2 separate regions of the Homo sapiens genome follow, and region 1 is linked to region 2. Evidence: chromatin loops called from intact Hi-C (ENCODE). Cell type or tissue: sigmoid colon. All regions are shown on one strand. Links, peaks and the distances in the headings refer to the core of each region. The heading gives the core; the rest is flanking DNA.

Region 1 (12,299 bases), core at 1,610-9,609, 510 kb before region 2:
TCCCAGGGTTGCTGGACTGTGTGGTCTTTGATAGATCACCTTGTTCTGCCTCAGTGTCCCTAGGTAACAGCACTTTTCTCTACTTTGCTGGCCTTTGTTGCCTCTGCATTTTCTTTATCTCTCATATTTTGGAATCTCCTTTTGCCATCATTTTGAGTTTTCGATTCCACTTTTGGTGTGAGATACAGAGCTCAGCCATGGCTCATCCCTTGTAACTCACCTTTCTTACATGTAGAAGAGTTGTAGTAATACCCTTCTAAACACAGGCAAAAACTTGTATTATGCAGCTTAACACATAACGAATTATCTGCACAGGGATCATCTTGGCAAGGATTGCTGGGACCTTAGATGGAGTAGAAAGAGATTAGAAATCCAGAGAAATGACAATAAATAACAACTGGAAACGTATTTTTCCATCTTCATGCCTCCCCCCTGGGCCCTTTCCATTCCTTGCTTGTGTTACTCCACAGCACACTTTTGGAAGAGTTAAAAACAAATATTTGCTTGCTTAGGTCTCTAGAGAGTTTGTTTCTGAAATTCTAGAGCCAAGTATAATACTTGTCAATAGTAAAGATCAGAGATTAGTGTACAAGGGCTTGCCCAAAGAAAGAGAGATTGCAGTCTTCTGACTCCAAGGAGTCAGGAATCTTCAGATCTCAAAGTCCCTCCAGAACCTTGAAGCATGGTCCTCTAACACTAGGTGGGGCTCCCCAAAACATTCTAGATAAAACATCTTATTTTTAGAAAGGTATGAATAATTGTCATATAGGAAGAAACAGCCAAGAAGCTCCAAAAGAAACTAGATGTCACATTCTGTTAGGCATACCTAGGAGACATAGCCATAAAAACAGGAATGGGATAGTAAAGGAGAGAAATGTGGATTAACTCAGTGAAAATTCTAAGAGGCCATGAGAAGACATTCCAGCCTCTGGCTTTCTAAGTGGATCATCTGAATAAATGGTGAAAATAACACTGCAATGGGTTCTACACTGTGGGCTGAGACTCCCAGGCCAGGCAGGGTGTAGCATCTTTCTTTCTCTGGGGAACTGATGAGATCTGAGGAGGAGAGTTAGCTCAGTGGTCCAGTGGTGATCTGGGCTATGAGTTTTCTTCACTTCTGTCAAGTGGAATGATTCTGAGCTGTGATGTCAGAATAGCTTATGTGTTTGATAACCTTCAGAGCTGTCTTGAGAGTCTTACAAACCTATATGTAGAAACCACTGATTTCTTTAAAAGCTGTATGTAAGGTACAATGTGTATAACATGCTCTCTTTTGTGAATAAAAGAAGGGAAGGATTATACACAAGCAAATATTTGCTTATATTTGCATAGGTAATTTCAGGAGGGAGATACAAGGAATTGGGCACAGAAGTTGCCTCTGGGGAAGGAAACTGGGGGTCTGGGTCCTGGGGGTTTAGGATGAGAGGGAGATTTATTTTTTATTGTACATGATTTTGCCCTGTTTGAGCTGTTTTTTCCATAATTATAGGCCTAATTTACTTTTATTAAAAAATAAAAAGTAAAATAATGCTGGTGAGAATATGGGGCAATGGGAACTCTCATTCATTGGTGGGAATGCAAAATGACACAGCCACTTTGAGAGGAAAGTTTGGTGGTTTCTTACAAAAATAAACATACTCTTACGAGAAGATCTGAGAGTCACCCTCCTTGGTATTTAACCAAAGGTGTGGAAAATTTATGTCCACACAAAAGCCTGCACATCCATGTTAATATCAGCTTTGTTCATGAGTGCCACTACTTGGAAGCAACCAAGATACCGTTCAGTAGGTGAATGGATAAACAAACTGGTACATCTAGACAATGGAATATTATTCAGCACTAAAAAATGAGCTATCAAGCCATGAAAAGACATGGAGGAAATGCATGCTACTATGTAAAAGAAGCCAATCTCGAAAGGCTACATAATGTATGATTCCAACTATATGACTTTCTGGAAAAGGCAAAACTGTGGAGACAGTAAAAAGATCTGTGGTTGCCAGGAGTTAGAGGGGAGGATGAAAAGTGCAAAAGATATTTAGGGTTGTGATCCTATAATAGTGGATGCATGCCATTATACATTTATTTGTCCAAATTCATAAAATGCACAGCACCACGAGTGATCTCTAATGTAAACTATGGTCTGTAGGTGATAATGATGTGTCACTGGAGGTTTATCAATTGTAATAAACACACTGCTCTGGTGGGGGATGTTGATAATATATGTGTCAGGCCAGGGAGTATATGGGAAACCTCTGTACCTTTCTCTAAATCTTGCTGTGAGTCTAAAACTGCTCTAAAAATAAAGTTCATTAACATTATATTTTTGAGACAGGGCCTTGCTCTGTTGCCCAGCCTGGAGTGCACTGACACAATCTTGGCTGGCTGCAACCTCTGCCTCCCAGGCTTGAGTGATACTCCCACTTCAGCCTCCTGAGTAGCTGAGACTACAGGTGCATGCTACCACACCTGGCTAATTTTTGTATTTTTCTGTAGAGATGGGGTTTTGCCATGTTTCCCAGGCTGGTCTTGAACTCCTCAGCTCAAGCAATTCACCCACCTCAGCCTCCCAAAGTGCTGGGATTACAGGCGTGAGCCACCATGCTCGGCTTCCATTAACAATTTTTTAAAGAGAAAAAAAATAGACTATATGGGATAAAAGGAGGCATAGTTCAGTATCTTATAAACAAAAATAAGCGTCACCCCTCTGACAAAGTATGAACCAGTCTTCTAAATAAAATTAATGGCTTCTTTAAGAAAAGCCTCAGCCACCTTGCAAAGATGACTTGGGAAATCTTAAGGAAGAATGTGTCTCCTTCTGGAGACACCAGACAAACAACTCTGAGGTGCTTTCTCTTCAGCAACGAAGGACAGACTCATTAACTTGTTTCATGGCCAGGAATTGATTAAGTCACAGGATGTTACAGCCAGAAGAGATTTGGGGGGCTTTTTAGTTCAGTCTCGCCTTATTGCAGATCACTAAGTTGAAGCCAAGAGAGAAATGACTTGCCCCATGCCCCACAGTTTGTTCATGGTAGGGCCAGAACACAGGAAGATGGCCTGACTCTGAGGGAACACCTGGCGAAGCAGAAATGGCTTAGAAAACCTCTCTTTCCTGATCCCAGGACAGCTGTGTCCCATTGGATCCCGCCTTCAGAGTGGCCCCTCCAAACATGAAAGATTGGGGAAAGAGGTCTTAGATACAGCCTCTGGGGTCTACTTGCTTAACCATCTATTTCTTAAATCTATCAAAGAACATTGAGGAAGCTACCAGAAGTTAAGGGTAGGGAGACATCCACTTGATCTTTGACCCTGGGTGAGTCATGGCCCTCACTGGGTCCCAGATTTCCCATCTGAGAATGATAGGATTTATCTAGATTCTTTAGGCTCTAAAGTGTGACGATTCTTCTAGATCAAGGGCTGGCAAACTATGGTTCACGAGTCATATCTGACCAACCTTTTGTTTGTTAACTGTGGCTGCTTTCATGTTAAAATAGTAGAGTGCAGGAGTTACAACAGAGACCCCACATGGCCCACAAGGCCATTTAGCCTTTACTGATAAACGTAGTTGATTTCTGTTATAGGCTGAGCTTGGGGAAGTGAAGCAAATGGTTCCTGTTTCATTAACTTCTGCTTGAGGTCACTTGTCATCTCTTAGTGTTCCCAAAGCATCTGTCCTTTGGACAATGGCCCTGGTTATGCCTAGGATTGTTTGAACACTGCTGTTGTTTTGCTTTCTACCCCTCAGTCTCAAATTCTATGACTTGGCTCAAGTTCCACATTGTGATCAGCCACCATCTTACAAGGGTAGAACTGACTTCTTCCTTAGGTAGACCAGAGAGCTAGACCAGTGGTGCTGGACAGTCTGTGCTTATTTGGACCTGGTCTTCTCAGAGCAGCTGAAACTATTTCTAAAAATCCCCTAGGGAGAGGAAAGCTATAGAGCTACCTTTCACAAAGCCCAAGTTCATTAAAAAAAATACTGCACAGCTAGCAAATAACTTGAGGTAGGATGGGAGGGAAGGAAAGGAGAACAGAAGGAAACTGAGGATTTTAGGGCCTCTGCTGTCACTACATTGTGACACAGATTTCAAGCCCACAGTTCATTTCCAAAGAAACCTTGGGCCTCTTTAGACCCATTTTCCTACCCCACCAGAACATACCCACCTCCCTCCCTCCACAATTGTACTCTCCATCCTTGGGGAGTCTTTGAGGGAATTGTCCTTACCTGTGCTGTTTAGGGTGCTGGTCTCCAATAAAGCGGTGCCAGTGGGAGGCCCTGATGATTGATTGTCTTCTGTGGTGGGGGACATTTCATTGTTACTTTGTGTTTCAGAAGGAACCATTGTGATTAATCCATCATTTGGAGATGAAGCGGTGATTATGTCAGAGGTAGCTAATGAATTTACATTTGTGGTTGACTCACTGTCTGCAGCAGTAGGTATAGGAATTGTGGAGGAACTATGTGTACTAATTATGGGGGGAGCAGGTGTAGGAATTGTGGAGGAACTATGTGTACTAATTATGGGGGGAGCAGGTGAAGTAGCTGTTGGGAAAGAAGGTGTATTTGCTGTGGTGCTAGCAGTTTCAGGGAAATTAGTTTCAGTGGTATCAGCTGCAGCTACTGTAGGACCACTAGTCGCAGTTTCTGTGGTTGTTACAGCATCAGCTGAGTTGCCTTGGTTGGTGGCTGGAGGAACAAAGATACCAAGTTTGAGGAGACAGTACATTGAATAACTAATGGCAGTTACTTAATACTAAATCATATCCAACTCATTCTTTTTTTTTTTTTTTTAGAGGTAGGGTTTCCCCAAGTTGCCTAGATTGGTCATAAACCCCTGGGCTCAAGCAGTCCACCCTCCTTGGCCTCCCAAAGTGCTGAGATTATAGGTATGAAGTGCCATGCCCAGCCTCAACTCATTCTTTTCTGGAAAAATGAAAATATATGACTACATTAAAAATTAAAATACATGGTTATTTCTAAACACAAAAAACCCACAATAAATAACATTAAAAATTAAACAGACAAAACTGGAAAAAATGTTATTGAAAAATGTGACAAATAAAGAGTTAATGTTTATTTATTTATTTTAGGAATAAGGTCTTGCTCTGCCACCCAGGCTGGAGTGCAGTAGTGTGATCATAGTTCACTGCAGCCTTGAGCTCCTAGGCTCAAGCAATCCTCCCACCTCAGCCTCCCAAATAGCTAGGACTACAGTTGTAACACCTCCATGGCTGGCTAATTTTTTTGTGTGTTTTAGAGATGAGGGTCTCACTATGCTGGCTAGGCTGGTCTCTTAACTCCTGGCCTCAAATGATCCTCCTGCCTCAGCCTCCCAAAGTGCTGGGATTGCAGATGTGACCCACCAGTCCCGCAGAAGAGTTAATGTTTTTTAAGTTGAATACTAAGAAGTAATATTATTTATGCCTGTAGTCACGTAACTGTAGATCAGGGTTTAATATACTTCAGACCATTCTCAGTGAGGACAATTGAGAATGCCACAAGGTGGCGCAGTGACTACCCAGAAATGGACTACTTTTGTCTTTCTGCACTTTAAGGCAACTGTCCCATTTTTTCATTACCTTGATAGATTGAGGGAGGGAAAGGTTAGGGTTGGGTAATTTAAAGAATAATAAAATAAAAATACCTCATTAAGTGCTTATTATACTTCTTCCAAAATTTTATTCTAGTAGTGTTTTCCCATTCACAATTCTAGATACATTGACTAAGAGTAAGATGAATAAGTGATCTTTGCCCTCTGAGCTATGATGGATATCAAAGTCGCATTTTCACAACTTTTAGGAACCCCTGGACACATGGAGTAGTAAACTCTAGGGATCCAGTGATCCATTTTCTTCCCCCACTCTTTTATTTTATTTTTTTTTTTTAGAGACATGGTCTTGTTCTGTCACACATGCTGGAGTGCAGTGGTGCCATAATAGCTCACTGCAGCGCTGAAACTCCTGGGCTCAAGTGATCCTCCCACCTTGGCCGCCCAAGTGTTAGGATAACAGGTGTAAGCCACCTTGCCTGGCCCAGTGATAAGTTTTCTAGAACTTTTCCTTGTCTCTAAGAACTCTGACCTTGACAATAGGTTAAAAAAATTATTGAAAGAAAAAGGTTTAGTGAGGAAGCAATTTCTAAACCTTAGGGTGCAGAGAACTGCAGAATATGCTTCCTGATTCCCCGATGGGTCTATGAGCCCCTTGAGGGCAGAGCCTGATTCTTCACCTTGAAGAGGGCTTGGCTAACATAGCCATTCAGAAGTGTTGAAGAGATCAGCAATTGCTCTTCCTAGGTAAGAAATACATCAGCAACTGGCAATGTTGACTGCCAGTCTTCCTATTCCTGCCACTCAGGATAGTTCTCATCTATCAAGCACTGGCCCTGTGCCCGACTGTACCTGTGAAGTAGACATAAGTGCCCACATTTGACAGAAGAGCCCACCAATACTCAGAAGGGTTAAGGAATTTGCCCAGAGGCAAAGCCAGGTCTGTGAGATGACAATGTCCTAACTATCACTTGATTAAAGTTATGGGGAAGGCCATCCATTTAATGAAAAAGCCAAGACCCCCGAGGAACAAACACAAGAAAAGCAAATAGAGAAAATTGGGGATCAGAATGAAAGCGGTGGAAATAGAAGTGACCTCCACGGTGCCCTCTATCATCGGAGTAGCAGTGAGAGTGGCCAGGGGCTGGCTCTCGCTGTGGAAAACTCTGGACAGAAGAAAAGGACTTGGCAGACTGTGGGTGCAAACAACCCCAACCCCACCAGACCCTGAATTTCATGCTTTGGGAATATTCATTCTCGGCCGATGCCAAAGAACCAACATGTTTCTGTAGATGTGCATAAAACAAATTGGGACTTCTTGAGAGGTTTTTGCAGGTCTTTGGAATTATGACAAGGAGTTTTGGACTTGGTGGCTTGTTTATTTTGGTTTTAAATTTCTGTTCACTAGGGAGAATACATTTCAGAATGCTCAATTAGTTTTAATAAATGAGACACATTCCAAGCTGACAGCAATTCATTGCTGTGAATAGCTACGATTTTTTTTTAAACTAAAATACACTTGTGTGTGTCTATGTGTATATATGTGTTTTATCTGAGGGTTGTATAGATTTCAGGGAAGACAGCTTAGAGCTGATATCCCAGGCTTAAATTATCTAGTAAAAATACCCAAGAGGAACTGTAAAATAACCTATTTTGTTCAATCTATAGATAACAGAAATATATGAAGACATCTGTGCAGTAGAAATAACTTTAGTCTTTTTATTTCCTTAGGTCCTAAAGCTTCTAAATAACACAAGGATAGCACAACGTCCACAGAGGTACAAATCATAGGTTTCAATGGGAAAATATATGCCCTGACCTGGTTTCTTTCTGGGGAACACTCCATAATCACCACCCCTGTCCAGGGCACACCTATAACTGCTTTATTCAAAGCTAGCTGAAAGTCACAATCAAACGCCTTTCTCCCAGATCTGAATTCTTCATTATGATGAGATGTTGGTTCCCAAAGGCACTCATCAGATTCTGTGGAATAATGCAGTCCTAGTCTCTCAGAGAAAGCAAAAACAACCTGGGAAGTTTTGCCTGTTAAAGGCTCTTCAAATGTCACTGGCACATTTTTCATTTGTTTCAGTAAATGCTTGTGCGGGGGTTCTTGCAGTCAAGGTGCTATACAAGGCATAGGGGTGAGGAGGAACGTAAAGGTGTACAAGACACACTTCCTGCCCTTGGTTGCTCAGAATCTGAGATGGAACTCATGTTTGAAGTAGTGATTCCTTACACACACCTCCAAAATCCTTAACGTTACATTAAAAAGCAACTTTTTAAAAATTTTCAGGCCAGGAGCGGTGGCTCATGTCTGTAATCCCGGCACTTCGGGAGGCTGAGGTGGGTGGATCATGAGATCAAGAGATTGTGACCATCCTGGCCAACATGATGAAACCCTGTCTCTACTAAAAATACAAAAATTATCTGGGCATGGTGGCACACGCCTGTAGTCCCAACTACTTGGGAGGCTGAGACAGGAGAATTGGTTGAACCCAGGAGGCAGAGGTTGCAGCGAGCCAAGATCGTGACAACTGCACTCCAGCCTGGCAACAGAGCGAGACTCTGTCTCAAAAAAAAAAAAAAGCAACTTTTTAAAAATTTTCAGGCCAGGCGCGGTGGCTCATGCCTGTAATCCCAGCAGTTTGGGAGGCCGAGGCGGGCAGATCACCTGAGGTCAGGAGTTTGGGATCAGCCTGGCCAACATGATGAAACGCCATCTCTACCAAAAATGCAAAAATTAGCTGGGCGTGGTGGCAGGCACCTATAATCCCAGCCACTCGGGAAACTGAGGCAGGAGAATCACTTGAACCTGGGAGGCAGAGGTTGCAGTGAGCTGAGATAGTGCCATTGCACTCCAGCCTGGGCGACAAGAGCAAAACTCCATCTCAAAAAGTAATATAAGGCCAGGCGCGGTGGCTCACGCCTGTAATCCCAGAACTTTGGGAGGCCAAGGCGGGCGGATCATGAGGTCAGGAGTTCGAGAACAGCCTGGCCAATGTAGTGAAACCCCGTCTCTACTAAAAATACAAAAAAATTAGCCAGGTGTGGTAGTGAGCACCTGTAATCCCAGCTACTTGGGAAGCTGAGGCAGGAGAATTGCTTGAACCTGGCAGGCGGAGGTTGCAGTGAGCCAAGATGGCGCCATTGCACTCCAGCCTGGGCAACAAGAACAAAACTCTGTCTCAAAATAAATAAATAAATAATAAAATAAATATTTTTTTCAAAAGCAAACCTTAGTAGCCACAAAACTGTCAGTATTAATATATCTGGAGGTAGATGGGTGGGAAGTCAGATTGGATGCTCAATTTTTATTTCATATACATCTGTATTGTTTGGATTTGTTACAGTGGGTCTGCATTACTTGTATAACTTTTTTAAACAAAGAAGAGGAAATCAAAACCAAAGTTTGAAAATCAGATCCAGGCTGGGCGTGGTGGCTCACGCCTGTAATCCCAGCACTTTGGGAGGCCAAGGCAGGTGGATCTCCTGAGGTCAAGAGTCTGAGACCAGCCTAGCCAACATGGTGAAACCCCATCTCTACTAAAAATACAAAAATTAGCCAGGTGTGGTGGCAGGTGCCTGTAATCCCAGCTAGTCTGGAGGCTGAGGCAGGAGAATCGCTTGAACCTGGGAGGCGGAGGTTGCAGTAAGCAGAGATCGTGCCATTGCACTCCAGCCTGGGCGACAAGAGTGAAACTCGGTCTCAAAAAAAAAAAAAGAAAGAAAGAAAAGAAAATCAGATCCAAGTGCAGACATGACAAAAAGGGAAATCATTTATTAAGCCCCTATGTGCCAGGCAGTATCCCGGCACATCAGGCTCTTTGTCTCATTTAATCCTCTCAGTCACTCTTCAGTATAGGGATTTCCCCTCTATTGCTACACAGGAAGACACTGAGGGTCAGAGACACCCCACAGCTAATAAGTGGTGGCATGCCATCTGAATCCCTGCTTGCCCTACTTTTGCCCTTCCCCCTGGGTTCTCTGGGTCAAGAAACATCTCCATTCCCCTAAGGTCCCTTGAGCCTCAATGATTCCTGATTCCCTTAACTCTCTATTCATCTCCTTGTCCCCTCCCAGCCAACTTTCCCCTTTCTACCGCCCTTCTATTCTATTTTTAAAAAGTCAAGCCTTTTTTAACAGTGGCTCCTGAAAGTCATACAAGCCTCACCAATTCTTCCTTTGTCCTGAAGGCTTGGACCTAGCATCTGCCCCCAAGGTTGGCAGGAGAGATCTGGTGAGCCCTCCCCTCCTGTGCAGCTAGCCTTCTCCAACCTTCCAGCATTAAGAGCTTGAAACCAGCTCTCAAAAAACTCTAATCCTGATGCCATTCATTCCAGTTCTCTGAAAGGGCTTAATTTCTCTTCATACATCTGCCTTATCAAATACTTTCTTCCTTTCTGCAAGCAGCTTCTAGATTTCAACTCATTGAACCTGAAGGAAATAAAAATATTTCACCCCCAAATATAGCTCCATGATATAATGAGTATTTTAAATTAAAAACTCTTAGAGGTCAACAAGCGCTGTAAGGACTGATCCACCAAAGAAGAACTATTGCTCCTGTTCCCCTCCCTGTTATGTCATTATCCACTACAGGAAAGAAGACCGAGAAGGAAACCACCCCTGAGCTGACCCTTCATCAAGATAAGGACTGTCTCCAAGGATCTTTAAATTCCAAGGAGAATTATCTACAAGTTCATTTTTGTTCCCAGATCCAATTATTCTCCCTAATAATCATTTATTGCCCCTCAACAGAATTCCTCTTCTCCCTTCTTCCATAACTTGTTTTACCAAGATCCAAGCCCCCTTTCTTTCTGTAACCTCAAGATGGTGTATAAGCTTCTATACCTCATCAGGAAGTTGGGTGTTCATGCTGAAGGTTCCTGGGTACACACATTAAATACAGTTGTATGCCTTTTTTCCTATTAGTCCATCTACTTCATGCCAGTGATTTTTCTGCAAAATTTTAGGAAGCCAATTGGCCTCCACAACCCTCACCTCTCAACATACTGCTGACCTCACCCACATGTGGCCCATAGAACCCTTCCTAACTCAGAACAGAGAGTACATGTCTGAAGTCTAATCAACGTGACAATTACTCCCTATGGTTTAGCATTCTCAAATTCAAGTACATTTGTGAAAGGAGGCTTTTTGCTGTGGTCAGCTCTCTGATTATCATGAGAGGGGATCCAGAACGCTATAGTAGAGAACTGGGTCCTTGCAACCTACTTAGTCCTTCTTATCTGGCCTCAGGAACTCTCAAAGAGAAACCTCTGGTTTGCTGAGCCCCCAGATCTCACTCCATAGACCACTTCTTCCCCCCACCCCTACAAGATGGAGTCTCGCTCTGTCACTCCGTGTCATCTCAGCTCACTGCAACCTCCACTTCCCGAGTTCAAGCGATTCTTTCTGCCTCAGCCTCCTGAGTAGCTGAGACTACAGGTGCCCACCGCCACACCTGGCTAATTTTTTTGTATTTTTAGTAGAGATGGAGTTTCACCATGTTGGCCAGGGTGGTTTCAAACTCCTGACCTCAAGTGATCCATCTGCCTCGGCCTCCCATATTGCTGAGATTACAGGCGTGAGCCACCGCGCCCAGCCCACAGACCACTTTTGCTATTGCTCTATCTTCCCCATCACAGGATAAAATGTCTGTGTCTTTGAGCTGAGCTGGAGAGGAAACTTCATTTATAAAATAGACCATGTGCTGGGCTGGGAGAATTGGTAGCTATAGGCCTGCTGATTCTACCTCAAAGACAACATACATGATTGGAAGAATTAAAATGTAAAAATATTCCTTACCTGTGTTTACAGAAAGGAGAGCAAGAAGAGTAAGATGAATGATGGCTTTCATTTTAGCTGTTCTTGCTTGGTAATCTGAGGAGGAAATGATTTCCCTTCCTGGCTACCTTTCGTTTTAACTGTCTTTCGGGTACAAAGTCCAGTCATTAATTGACGTCAAACCACAGAAAGGCAATTATAGCTAGCATTTGGCCAAATACCATAGATCTCTTCCGAGCTTTTGAGATAGAAGAGGTGGAGCTGGCCTTACGAATCATTTTTCTGACTCAAAGCCCAAAATAAGTCAGGACATTCCAAATATCCTTGTGAGGTTGGTGGCACATGAGTTTGGTTAATCTCTTGATATCTCAAATGTCTCCAAGCCGCCATCTTTTAGGAGGTCACCATTCCATTAAACATTCAATAACAAACTGTGCTCTACTCACCCACATATGAGTGCAGGAAACCACTTTCCTCCAGCTGTAGTTCTGAGAATCCCTGAAGAGGACTTACATGTTTCCCAAAATTATTAGTTGCTTAACTTTTGTCACTGTATGCTGGGGACTACCATTCCGGGCCTCTCTGATGGTCATGTCTAGCAACTTTGTAATCACATCTCCAAGCTTCTGTGACTCTACCTGGATACAGCCCCCAATAAAGTTCCCAAGCACAATGGACATCACATCATGGCATTTAACCTAACTTTACTGAAGTCTTGTGGGTGACTGGTGTGTTGGGGAGTTGGCAATAAAGTACAGAAAAGAGAAAACTTAGAACAGCTGATTTGATCTCTCTGCTCCTGGCCACTCATTGGGCAGGCCCCACTTCTCAGTTCCCTTTCTCACCCTCTCTCTAGTTCCTCAGCCCCTCACCTCTCACCATGTGTCAGGAACCAGCTTTACTGCTTGGATTTGGGTCTTCTTAATCTAATTTTCCCTCCTTAAAGTCCAGGGCCCCAACTCTACT
Region 2 (12,299 bases), core at 1,693-9,692:
CCAGTAAGAAAAGGGTTGCCAAACCCTCACACCTCCTTGCCCACAGGCTGAAAGGCTAAGGTGGATCAAGATCACAAAAATGCTGGGATGAACCCAGGCCCTTTTGGCAGCCCCACACTACAACCCAGGGAATTCCTCCTGAGAAAGTTATAATACAGGGTGGTCGCAGGAGAGGAGAAAATTCCAGGCAGCAATTTCACATGACTAACCAAAAGGAAACTGTTGAAATAGCTGCAGAAACTAGGGACTGATAAAACACTGAAAACCAGCATGTGGACCAAGCTGGCTAAGACTGACTGGACCCAACATGGCGCTGGATTTGACCTAGATTTCTCCTAGAACCTCATTATCTGCTCATTAACACACAAATCAGACACCCACCAGTGCCATGACAGTTCCCAGAACACCCATATTTAGTATAAAAATGGGTAGCACCACAGTTTCAAAAAATCTCCACCTTTTTCCAGGAATTTTCATGAATATTCCACCGCTTGGTTAAAGAAACCCATAAAGGTAGAAATCCCAAACCTCCTAGTGTGACCCTTTTGAGTCTGCCCACAATCCCCTTTCTTGAGTGTGTACCTTCACTTTGCAATATATCTCTGTATTTTCACTATTTTCTGACTCATCCTTGAATTTCTTCTCGTGATGGTATCAACAGCCCAGACACTAGCTGGGGACGAGATCCCACCAGTATTTGGGAGACTCCCCCAGCCCACTGGTTATTGCTCCCTTGCAATCACTGTGGAATAATGCTAAATGCCGTACATTCACTATTTTATTTAACCCCAAAACAACTCCCGGGGGGTTGTTACTGTCGCAGATCAGTGACTATCTGGGCTGGCGGTGCGGGCAGTAAGAAGAATTTAACAAGTCAGTTGTAGGTAAAGAAAGGCAGATTTATTAGAGAAAGTATGAAAATACGCTGCAAGAAAGCAATGGGCAAGTTAGCAAGAGAGGAACTGACTGCAAGGAGATAAAGGCTTGCTGCAGACTTTATAGGATGGTGCTTGTGCTGTGTGCTGAAGAGGGCTTGTGCAGTGCTGATAACACCAACGTTGCAGTGAGCTAACTTGCAGGTGTCTGGTGATAGTTGGGTGCAGCAAGATTGTGAGTTATCTGCACAGGAGGGCTGTGTGTCCTGGTCCATGAAGAAAGGCAGACTCATAGCTTATCTGCTTTTTCTTTTTGCTTTCCCCTGATCCCGCCAGCCTCATTCCTTTTCCCTAATTAGTGCTTTACAGATACCCCTTTTTACGTTACCCCTTTTTACAAGTTAGAAAACGGAGATTCAGAGAGGATAACTCAGCAATTTCCAAGGTTGGCGGATCAGAATAACTGGGGAGCTCTTAAAATGCACATTCCCAGGCCCCGCCTGCAGAACAACAGAACCAGACCTTAGTTCTGTGGGGTCCAAGGTCACACACCTCTCCAGTAGGAAGACAGGGCTGGGACTGGGATGAGACAGGTGAGGCCCTCGCTGTCGGGTGCCCATCTGTCTGTGTGACCCAGAGAGCATGGGCCTCCTTCCAGTCTGCACCCTTGGTCTCACCCAAGACCCGCCCAAAGCAAAGCCAGCATTGGGATTACAGATCTGTCTGCGGAAAGTCCACACCCTTAGCCACAAAACTATTATTGTTAATACTACAGCCCCAGGATGCCTTAGGGCAGAGATTCTCAAACTGGAGCCTGCATCCAAATCACCCAGAGTGCTTGTTAAAACGCAGAGCGCTGGGCCCCACCCCATTTCTGAGTCAGCAGGTCTGGTTGGGGCTGAGCATTTACCTTTCTAACAAGATCCCAGGTGGAGCAGATTCTGCTGGCCCAGTACCACACTTGGAGTACCACACTTGGAGATTCACCGCCTGAAGGTAGAAGGAGCTGGCACCTCAAGCAACAGCTCTCTTCTCTAGATTTCTTCTCTCAGAGTCTATGATGAAATGCTCTGGGCAGCTGGATTGCCTGACCCTGCAACCCCGAGGCACTCCACTTCCAAGTTGTAGTAAATTCCCTCATTGCTCACCTGTATCCAAGCATCTTGATGCAGGTATTCTACGCTGCTCCCCGTTCCAATCAGGAAAGAGTATCCTAAGAAAGGGTCTAAGATTTTCCAGGAGTGAGGGGTCAGGCCTTAGCAAGGTCAGCACTGATAGCATATTGCTCTGTTGGCCCCATCATCTGCATGGGGGCTTCTGGGATGGCGTTGTTGAGTTCATGTTCGTCTTTGGGCTTTTTGTAGCCCCACATTTATGCAGCTGTCTGGGAAAAGGAGAACTTGGTCTGAAAGTTACTAGGTGTGCTCCCTCCGTGAGTGATCACCCTGAGAGCAGTTGCAGACATTTGTGTTAATTAGTTAATTTAATTTTATGTGCACCTAGTTAGTGCTCTAAAAGAGAATCTACAAATTAATGGCAGCTCACGTGCAAATGACTGAAATTCATAGCCCGGGCTTTATGGTTTTGGTTTTCGTTTTTAAACAGCCCTACAGCCTGTGGGCCAGCACTGGGTATTTCCTTCTAATCCTCAAAAAAGTATTTCTGATTCATTGAAAACCTAATTGCACAGCTCATAAGGGAAGTTCCTTCTAAAATGAAAACCCAGCATCCCGGGGGCATCGGCCCTTACTCATTTCCACCCGTTACCAATTGCAGACTCACTCAGCTGCCAGCACCACTCTCCTCAACACCCTGATTTTACCCACCTGTCTGACCCCTGACCTCTAACCCCTGACCCATACCTCTTCCTCCCAATGTCCCTATTTGAATCTGGGCCCACTATGGTTGGGGAAAGTGCTTAAAGTTGGTGTCAGGACATGTGGTTTCACCTGCTAACCAGCTGCGTGCATTTGGCAAAGTTACCTTTCCTCTCTCAGGCTTCAGTTTTCTCATCTAAATACCTATGAGGGTAACAGCAGGGTGGTTTCTCCTCAGGGAAATGGGAGGCCCTGCTGGGAAGAGGAATCAGGACAGGAAATGAGACGGCCCTTGGGACAGGAGAGGAAGGACCCGCTCTGGGGCTTTGGGAATTGGACTTGGAGGTGCTGGAAGGACAGGAACCAGCTCTGGCCTGGGGTGAGCTGGTCCTGTTTAGTTAGAAGGGAGACTTGTGGCATCACTGAGTGGCCATTTTGGTTTTTGCTGGCAACTGCAGTGAGGGACAGCCTCTCACTTCAAGGTGATGCCAAGAGTTCTTGGAGCTCCTTCTCCTGAATCATGGGGAGAACTGGCTCAAGCTGGTTGGGGCCTGGCTTGTGACCCATTGTGTGTGCATGAGTTCAAAGAGCTCAGTCTCCAAAACTCTGTGGCCATGGAGCCCAGGCTAGGTCTAGGCTAACTACAACCGTGCAGAGGAGTCCTTGTCCCCATTTTGAGCCCCGAGAAACCACTGTGGCATGAGAGGCAGGTCTCAGTAGCCTGGAAGCTTCCTGCGGAGACAAGGTCCCCGCCCTCAAGACAGTTCCCAAGTGGACATGGTGCACTATTGGCCAACTGCTTGTTGGCCGCAGCCACGACAAAGAGTGGCCTTTTAGGCCTCTTTGTTTCTTCTCAGGGAGGTGAAGTAACCATGACTAGGAAGCACCCAGGGTTCCCTAGATTGACTATGGGAGGAGTTCCAGTGAGGACTTTTTTTTTTTTTTTTTAACAGAGACCACTCCTTGTAAAAAGGACATTTTAAATAATTAGTGTGTTGGGAACATGGAGTCACTTCTTTAGACCTTAAAAAATAATTTGTTGTTTTCATTCAAGTGGGTAAAGCAAGCTATTTGGTTATTTAAGAGAACTAGCCTATGATCTTATGGGACCACCAGCAATAACATTCCATGATTCTGTGAGATGTCCCAGATCCCTTACTCCATTGAACAATAGCCAACGTTATTTACCTAGCACATACCTACCAGGCACACTTGACATGCATTTATTGTCATTATTGTATCTAATATAACATTTCTTTTTTCTTTTTTTTTTTTTTTTTGAGGTAGGGTCTTGCTCTGTCACCCAGGCTAGAGTGCAGTGACGCAATTTTGGCACACTGCAACCTCCACCTCCCGGATTCAAGTGATTCTCCTGCCTCAGCCTCCAGAGTAGCTGGGACTACAGGCATGCGCCACCACGCCCAGCTAATTTTTTGTATTTTTAGTAGAGATGGGGTTTCACTGTGTTGGCCAGGCTGGTCTCGAACTCCTGACCTCAAGTTATCCGCCTGGCTCAGCCTCCCGAAGTGCTGGGATTACAAGTATAAGCCACCACACCTGGCCAATTGTATCTAATATAATAGTTCTGCAAAGCAGGTGCTATCCACACTTTGCCCTGAAGAATCTGAGGCTCAGTAAAGGTAAGTAACTGACAAGTCATGGAACTTGTAAGAGGTGGAGCCAGGAGTCCAACCAGGCCTGAATGTGACTTCAGAATCCCCTGATTTGCAGCCTAGAGCCTCAGTCTTGGCTACTGTTCTAGGACCAGCCCCACCTGGAGGTCCCTAACTCTGGTGCCAGTCAGGAGCTCACCTTTGTGCATGGAGCAGAGGGACCCTCCCTTCAGTGTGAGGACAGGGCACTGGGAGGCAGTCAACTCATGCCTGGGACACTGCTGGGGGAGGGCTAGGGGGAAACACTGGTCCATCCAGGCAGAACCAAAACATGGTAGGATGTTTTAAAAGTCCTTTTCAATTGCTGGGCACGGTGGCCCACATCTGTTATCCCAGAGCTTTGGGAGGCCGGGGGAAGAGGACTGCTTGAATTCGAGACCAGCCTGGGCAATACAGTGAAACCCCATCTCTACAAAAAATGAACAAAACTAGCCAGGTGTGGTGGCACGTGCCTGTAGTCCCAGCTACTCAGGAAGCTGAGGCGGAAGGATGGCTTGAGCCCAGGAGGTGGAGGCTGCAGTGAGCTATGATCCTGCCACCACACCCTAGCCTCGGTGATAGAGCGAGATGCTGTCTCAGACAAAGAAAAAAAAAGGCCTTTTCATATTCCAATTCCATTGAAATACAATACCCACAACATGGTGAAACAATTTGAATGTATGTTCAAATGGTTTGAAAAAGATGCTGCCCAGCAAGAGTGGAAAATGGACAAGCAAAGCACCAGTGTTTGTACAGACAGGAACGCTAAAAAAAAGGAAAGGGGAAGAGTTTAAAAAATAAAACCTTCTTTTTTTTTTCTAAAGTGGAGCAGAAAAATCTCAAAATGTGATGGGGAGATTGAAGAAAAGAAAGAGGCACGTCCTTCCTCCCAGGCTGGAAGATTGAAGGGTGCCTGGATAGATGGTGAATCTGAGATTCTCTCCAGAACCAGGAATGCCCACCTATGCCCCCTAGAAGGGTATATTCGAATCTCCTGGGGACCATTCACTGCCCACCAACATCCCACTCTCTAAATTTCTTGCCTCAAATTCTGATACGCTTTCCCAGTTGAAGGTCTTCCTATAGCTTTGATTACTGCTAGGAGTGTGCTAGTGCAGAGGGCAGAGGCAGCAAAGAATGGGCAGAAAATCAGGGAGAATTGCCCAAGTGTGGGTGACTTAGAAAAAGAGATTTTCCCCTGAGGAATTATATTGATGAAATCTAGGCTTGAAAGGTCCAAGTTCAAAGGTCTGCTTACTTTATTATCGTTTTACCCAGAGGAATGTGCCTGTTAGGTTAATATTTATTTTATTGAATAATCTAGTTTTAGTTACTGTCAATAAAAGTCAGCGCTACTTTTTATAGGAAAAAAAGGCAGTTTTGTGGCTAATTTCAGATCTCAGAGAGGTTGTTCCTGGGCCCATTGGCTCTACCGCCACCTGGTGGTAGATTCCTGTAGAACAGGGCTGGCCATTTGGGTTTCGGACCAGAACCCAAGTCTGAGAGGTTGGAATCCTGATCTGCTCACCCAGTAGCAGGGTGACCAGTTGGACAGACTTCCTCTCTCCCTGAATTTCAATTCCCATATCTTAAAATAGAGACCATAATATCTACTTTTGGAGTTTGTCGTAACAATCAAATGAGTTAACATATATGTAGTGCCTAGTGCATAGTAAATGTTTAATAAACTATTAACTATTAGCCTCATTGAAAAAGAACTTGATATCCCCATGGGCTTGTTTCCAGTGGTTTGCCATGGAGTTCTGTTCTCACTATTTCCATAACTGACTGGAGCAAAGCTACAGAAGACACGGCCCCTGCATCATGGCCGACACTCTGCTGGTCAGAGGCTGGGAGAGACTTACGGTTTGGAGGGACGGGCCCAATCTAACGGATTAAATTGTAAGAGGAGTAATGCAAGTTCCAAATGACACATAAAGTCTGCCAAGTGCACACATATTGGGTGAGGGACAAAAAAAAAAAAAAAGACCAAGTCAAAAACACTGAGGGATTTTGGGAACAGATAGCTCAACAGGAGCCAATTGGGTGACACAGGCACCAAAAATTCTAATTTCATCAACAGCCATGAAGGAACAACATATATGAAAAGTCTTTAAAATGTTCATACAGCCTAACCTTGTAATTCCACTACAAGAAATCTACCCAGAGGAGGAAATCATCAGAAACAATTGCATACAAAGATGCTCACTTCAGTGTGGTTTATAAAAATGAAAAATTAGAAACAATGTCCAATAATAGACAAAAAGTTAAATTGTGGTTTATCCATGCAGCCCTTTAAATTTTTCAAAGGGAAATGCACATGAAATAAGTTGAGGGGGGTGGTGAGAATCGGGCTCTCATTACAAATAGAGGACACATTGATAAAAGGCAGAATTAGATAAGATATAACAAAAGCCTATATGCAGCTGATAAGATAGCTTCAAAATTTATAATGCAAAAACTGACAACCCTGCAAGGAGAAATGGACAAGTTCAACTTTAGGAGACTTTAATACACCTCTCCCAGTAATTTATAGATCAAGTCAACAGTAACAACAACAACAAAAAGTCAGGAGACTGATTTGAGTAATAACTCCGTTTACTGCAATACCTCAGTCTCAGTGAATTGATTTTGTCTGTGCACTTATCAGGCAATTACAATAATTTGTTAGAATGACTCACAAACCCAGGGAATGCTTACTTATTATTCCTGATTTATTACAAAGGAAAATTTAAAGGATGCCAATAAACAGCCAGATGGAAGAGACGTGAGAAATAAAAATAAAATCCTGAGTACCTCCAACAACAACAACAACGACAAAAAATCAGTAAGAAAAAAAGAGGGCGGGCGTGATGGCTCATGCCTATAATCCCAGCACTTTGGGAGGCTGAGACGGGTGGATCACCTGAGGTCAGGTGTTCAAGACCAGCCTGGCCAACATGGAGAAACCCCATCTCTACTAAAAATATGAAAAGTAGCCGGTCGTGGTGGCAGGCACCTATAATCCCAGCTACTCAGGAGGCTGAGGCAAGAGAATCGCTTAAACTCTGGAGGCGGAGGTTGCAGTGAGCTGAGATTGTGCTACTGTACTCCAGCCTGGGTGACAGAGTGAGACTCAGTCTCAAAAAATAAAAAAAATTTAAAGAAGAAAAGATTTGAACAATAGAATTTAGAAGCTTAATATGAGGGCCCTGCATAGTACACTGCACCCTACAGCTGGAGAATACATGTTCTTTTCAAACACATCTGGGATGTCTGGGCACAGTGGCTCAAACCTGTAATCCCAGCATTTTGTGAGGCTGAGGCGGGCAGATTGTTTGAGCCCAGGAGTTCCATACTAGCCTGAGCAACATAGGGAGACCTCCAACTCTACAAAAAATTAGAAAATGAACCAGGTATGGTGGTGTGAGCCTGTAGCCCTAGCTACAGAAGCTGAGGTGGGAAGATCACTTGAGCCTGGGAGGTCGAGGCTGCAGAGAGCCGAGATCACACCACTGCACTCCAGACTGGGCGACTGAGCAAGACCCTGTCTCTAAAACAACAACAAAGACAGATAGAAGATTTATAAAACTTAACTACACACACACACACACACACACACACACACACACACATAAACGCAAATCAACTATTTCAGTATGTGGGGCTAAATTCTAAGGGGAAGTACAGGGAGTTTTGGGAGTCAGAGGCTCAGGGACGATCTCCCAGAGAAGGTTATGACTGGGCTGAGTTTGTGAAGATAAGTTATCCAGCTAAAGGAGGTGGGGCTGGAGGCTGAGCTATCTCAGGCAGGGCATACAGCAGGTCTGAGGGCCCCTAGGCAAACAGAAGTGAGTTTAGGGAACTGCAAATCCCTTCCCAGAATTCACCTCTTGCTTCCAGGCAGGGGCCCTGACATGCATCTGCAGGGGCCCCACTAAAAGCTATCGGTCAGTTTCCATCTCTAACAGGAGATGGGGGTCTTCAGTTACCATCCAGCCAGGGCATGTCCCCCAGAAAGGAACATGAGCTGGGCCCGAAAAGGAGCTGCCCAGAGCTCCAATGTCAGGCAGGATTGGGGAGCTCCCTGCAGGTGGGCAGGATGCAGGACCCCTGAGGCCCCACCACCTCCTAAGGAAGCCCCCTCCCCATCCTCTACTACTCCTAAAAAGCCTGGAGGGCCTCCCTGCAGGCTGGCTCAAGCAACATGGACTCCCAGCCCTTGCCCCGCCCAGGCTCACACATAGTTTCTCTGGGGCTCAGGCAATGTTAACACAGCTATCACTGGCTTCCTGCTCACCATGCCAAGCTGTCACACACGTGAGCTCAGGTCTAGGAAAGAACTCTAGAGGGGTTTGGAACACTACCTGTCCAAAGTCTCTGAGTAAGTGAAATGCAGTGTTTAGCCCAAACCTTCATTTTAGCTAAGTGCCTTCCTGTGTCCTCCCCAAGAACCACTCTCAGGGTACCCTCTCACCTGGTGTGGGGCCTCACTTTACCCTCCTTTCAGTCTCTCCTTCCTGACTACTGAGCAGGCAGGGAGATGTGAGAGCCAGAGAGATTTGGGCAAGCCACACAGGCCCATTAGCTCAGCAGCTATGGAGAGAGAAGCCATAAAGAAGGAGTCTTGTCTGGAAAGCAGAAACCTGGACGGACTGGCTGTGTGGCCAAGAGCAAGTCACTTCCCCTCTCTGGTCCTCAGTTTCTTCCTTTTTAAAATAACAGGAAATCATCTCTAAGCTTATTTCTAGCTGAAGATTCTGGGATCTTATTTAAAGAATTGGGTCTATTTCAAAAGTCGACTTAGTTTTTTTGAGGTGGGGGACAGGGTCTCCCTATGTTGCCCTGGTTGGTCTCAAACTCCTGGACTCAAGGGGTCCTCTGCCTCAGCCAGCTTCAGGAAGTTCGTAATTGGAGGATATTGTCCCTTTTGTTGCTTTTCTGGGGCTGTTGCAAGGTGGAAAGAAACAGAGGTGGGCATCCTTGAGCCACTGCTGAGCCATGACTAGGAATTAGACTTCGCAAGGGAGCTGCGTGCAGTGGCTCACACCTGTAGTCCCAGCACTTTGGGAGGCTGAGGCAGGAGGATAGCTTGAGCCCAGGAATTCAAGACCAGCCTGGGTAATGTGGCAAGACCCTGTATCTACTAAAAATAAAAAAATTATCTGGGTTTGGTGGTGCGTGCCTGTAGTCCCAGCTCCTAGGGAGGCTGAGGTGGGAGGATCGTTTGAGGCCAGGAGGCAGAGGCTGCAGTGAGCCAAAATTGCACCACTGCACTCCAGCCTGGTGACAGAGGGAGACCCTGTCTCAAAAAACAACCAACCAACCAACCAACCCAAAACACCCAAATGATGATGCAGTGAGTATCTCAGTGCTCGAATGAGAGCATATCTGTAGGTTAAATTTCATGGGAATGCTTTAAAATAAAGTTTTATGTCTTATTTTAGGGTAAGTAATCTCCCAAATAGCTGAGACTACAGGAGCATACCACCCAGCCTGGCTAATTTTTAAATTTTTTTTATAGAGATGGTGTCCTACTATGTTGCCCAGACTGGTCACAAACTCCTGGGCTCGAGCAATCCTCCTACCTTAGCCTCCCAAAGTGCTGGGATTATAGGCATGAGCCACCATACCTGGCCATCATCTGTGATAGCCCCAAACTGGAAATCACTGTCATTTCCATTACTACAAGGCAAATGAAATGAATTATGGTCTGCCAAAAAGAGACTGGGGTATCTGTACTGACCTGGGCCGATCTTCCAGATATGTGAAGTGTGTACTGTATTCCCCCATTTGTGTGTGCTGTTGGGGAAGGTGTACGTGTCGGTATATGATAGGTAATTTCTGGAAGGATGCATAGGAAACTGGTAACAGTGGTTTCCTCTGGGGTGAAAACAGGGGGACTGAGGGGCAGGGAATGAGCAGAAGGACACAACTTTTCACTTGTAGGCCTTTAGCACCATTTGAATTTTTGTTTTTCCATCTCCATATATTAACTTCAAAATTTTTCTTCTGGTAATATAGTAACAATTGACTTTAAATGCAAAAACAACCTTGCATTCTGAGATACTCTATTGGGTCATAATGCATATTGCTGGATTCAATTAGCTAATAGTTCAGTGATTTTGCATCTATGTTCATGATGTATTTAGGCAGTCACTTTCTTTTCTTGAAATGTCTTTGGCCAGTTTTGGTATTGTGGTGATACTGTCATCATAAAAAGAGGTGGGAGGGAAGTGTTCCCTTTTTCTTTTATTTTCTGAAAGTTTGCATATAATTGGAGCTTTTTCTTTCTTAAATGTTTGATAGAACTCACGAATAAAGCAATCTGGACCTAGTTTTCTTTGGAGTTTTTTTTTTTTTTTTTTTTGAGATGGGGTCTCACCTTGTTGCCCAGGCTGAACGCAAATTCCTGGGCTCAAGTATCCTCCTGTCTTAGCCTCTCAAGTAGCTGGGCCTGTAGAAAGATTTTTTTTAATAACACATTTCTTTGATATAGGGCTACTCAGGTTTTCTATTTCATCTTGTGTACATTTTAGTAAGTTCTATTTCTCAAGGAATGTGTTGATTTCATCTATTGGTTTAAAGTTGTTCATAGTATTTCCTTATTATCCTTTTTTGTTTTGTTTCGTGTTTTTGTTTTTTTGAGACGGAGTTTTGCTCTTGTTGCCCAGGCTGGAGTGCAATGGCACGATCTCAGCTCACCACAACCTCCGCCTCCCGGGTTCAAGTGATTCTCCTGTCTCAGCCACCTGAGTAGCTAGGATTACAGGCATGCGCCACCACACTGGGCTAATTTTTGTATTTTCAGTAGAGACAGGGTTTCTCCATGTTCGTCATGCTGGTCTTGAACTCCCGACCTCAGGTGATCCGCCCACCTCAGCCTCCCAAAGTGCTGGGATTACAGGTGTGAACCACAGGCCCTGGCCCTTATTATCCTTTTAATGTCTGTAAGACCTATAATAATATCTCCTAGTTTGTTACTGATAGGAATAATTTATTTATTTTTTCTTACAGTTTTGCTAGGGGTTTATTAATCTCCTCAAAGAATCAACTGTGGCTTTGTTAAATGTATTGTTCATCTGTTTTCAATGTCGTTAATTTTGCTTCTATCTTTAGTATTTCTTTTCTTCTTAGTTTGTCCTGTAGCTACTTTTTTTCAAATATATAGATATTTAAAGCTATTAATATATCATTTAGGAAGCAAGTACAACCTACTAATTTAGCCTTGTATTATTTTATTTCTCTGGGTTACTCAATCTTGAAATACATTTCCAATTCTTTTTTTAGAGAAAACTTTACTTTTTATTTTTTTAAAGGCTACATTGGCAAGAATTTAGAGAAAACTTTCTAGGAGAATCAGGAAATACTACCCATGGTGGGTGGAAGGGAGTATATGTAAAAATCTAGAGAATGATTGTAAGGATAGAAAAAAACTAATATTCCTGTTCTTTTTCATTCCATTCCAAGCTGTGTTTATTCTAAAGATACTTGAATTTTAGGAACCCTCAGTTCCTTTTTGAATGCTATGTTGTAATTACCAGTGACTCATTCATCTGTACTCAAGTTTTTGGATATAAATGAAGGTTAAATATGACTCCGGTTAATTTAATGCTTTAACTATACCATACCAACCACATCACTAATACACTGTCAAGATGCAATCTTCCTTTCTTACTAATTACATTAACTTGATGAGTCACTTTTCTTTAGTTATTGCTTATATTGCCTTTTAATATTTATCTTTGCTGAACTAATTCTCCCATCTTTTTAATAATTCATTTTAATTCCTGATTTTTAAATACTTAAAAGGGTTATAACAAAGGTTATTTTCTTTATACTTAGTCTGGATAGTACAAAAAAATTTCCATCATAAAATTCTTTTTTTTTTTAAAGGAATGATTGTGCTAGAAAATGAAACAATTTTTTTTTTTTTTTTTTTTTTTTTTTTTTTTTTGAGACAGAGTCTCACTCTG

Evidence for each region. A loop is a pair of places that touch in the nucleus more often than their neighbours do. Peaks named below come from ENCODE experiments on the same cell type or tissue, not always from the same donor. Only the 100,000 strongest peaks of a DNase experiment are listed, where the experiment ranks them.
Region 1: it touches region 2 in a loop (7-fold over the local background); 76 of 110 quality-filtered maps call a loop at or near these places.

What each region holds. Positions count from the first base shown.
Region 1 is chr3:124,923,307-124,935,605 of GRCh38, forward strand. MUC13 (mucin 13, cell surface associated) reads right to left here and starts at 11,445. Exons shown (of 12, transcript NM_033049.4): 1 at 11,355-11,445; 2 at 4,226-4,687; 3 at 221-343. The coding sequence starts at 11,406. In sigmoid colon, for the core only: a CTCF peak has its summit at 5,490 (motif pointing right); a DNase peak (open chromatin) is centred at 5,495; H3K27ac peaks cover 1,456 bases.
Region 2 is chr3:125,432,208-125,444,506 of GRCh38, forward strand. No RefSeq gene overlaps it. Among named protein-coding and RNA genes, the nearest start is that of ZNF148, 63 kb to the left of the region's middle. In sigmoid colon, for the core only: CTCF peaks have their summits at 5,778 (motif pointing left) and 5,978; a DNase peak (open chromatin) is centred at 5,804.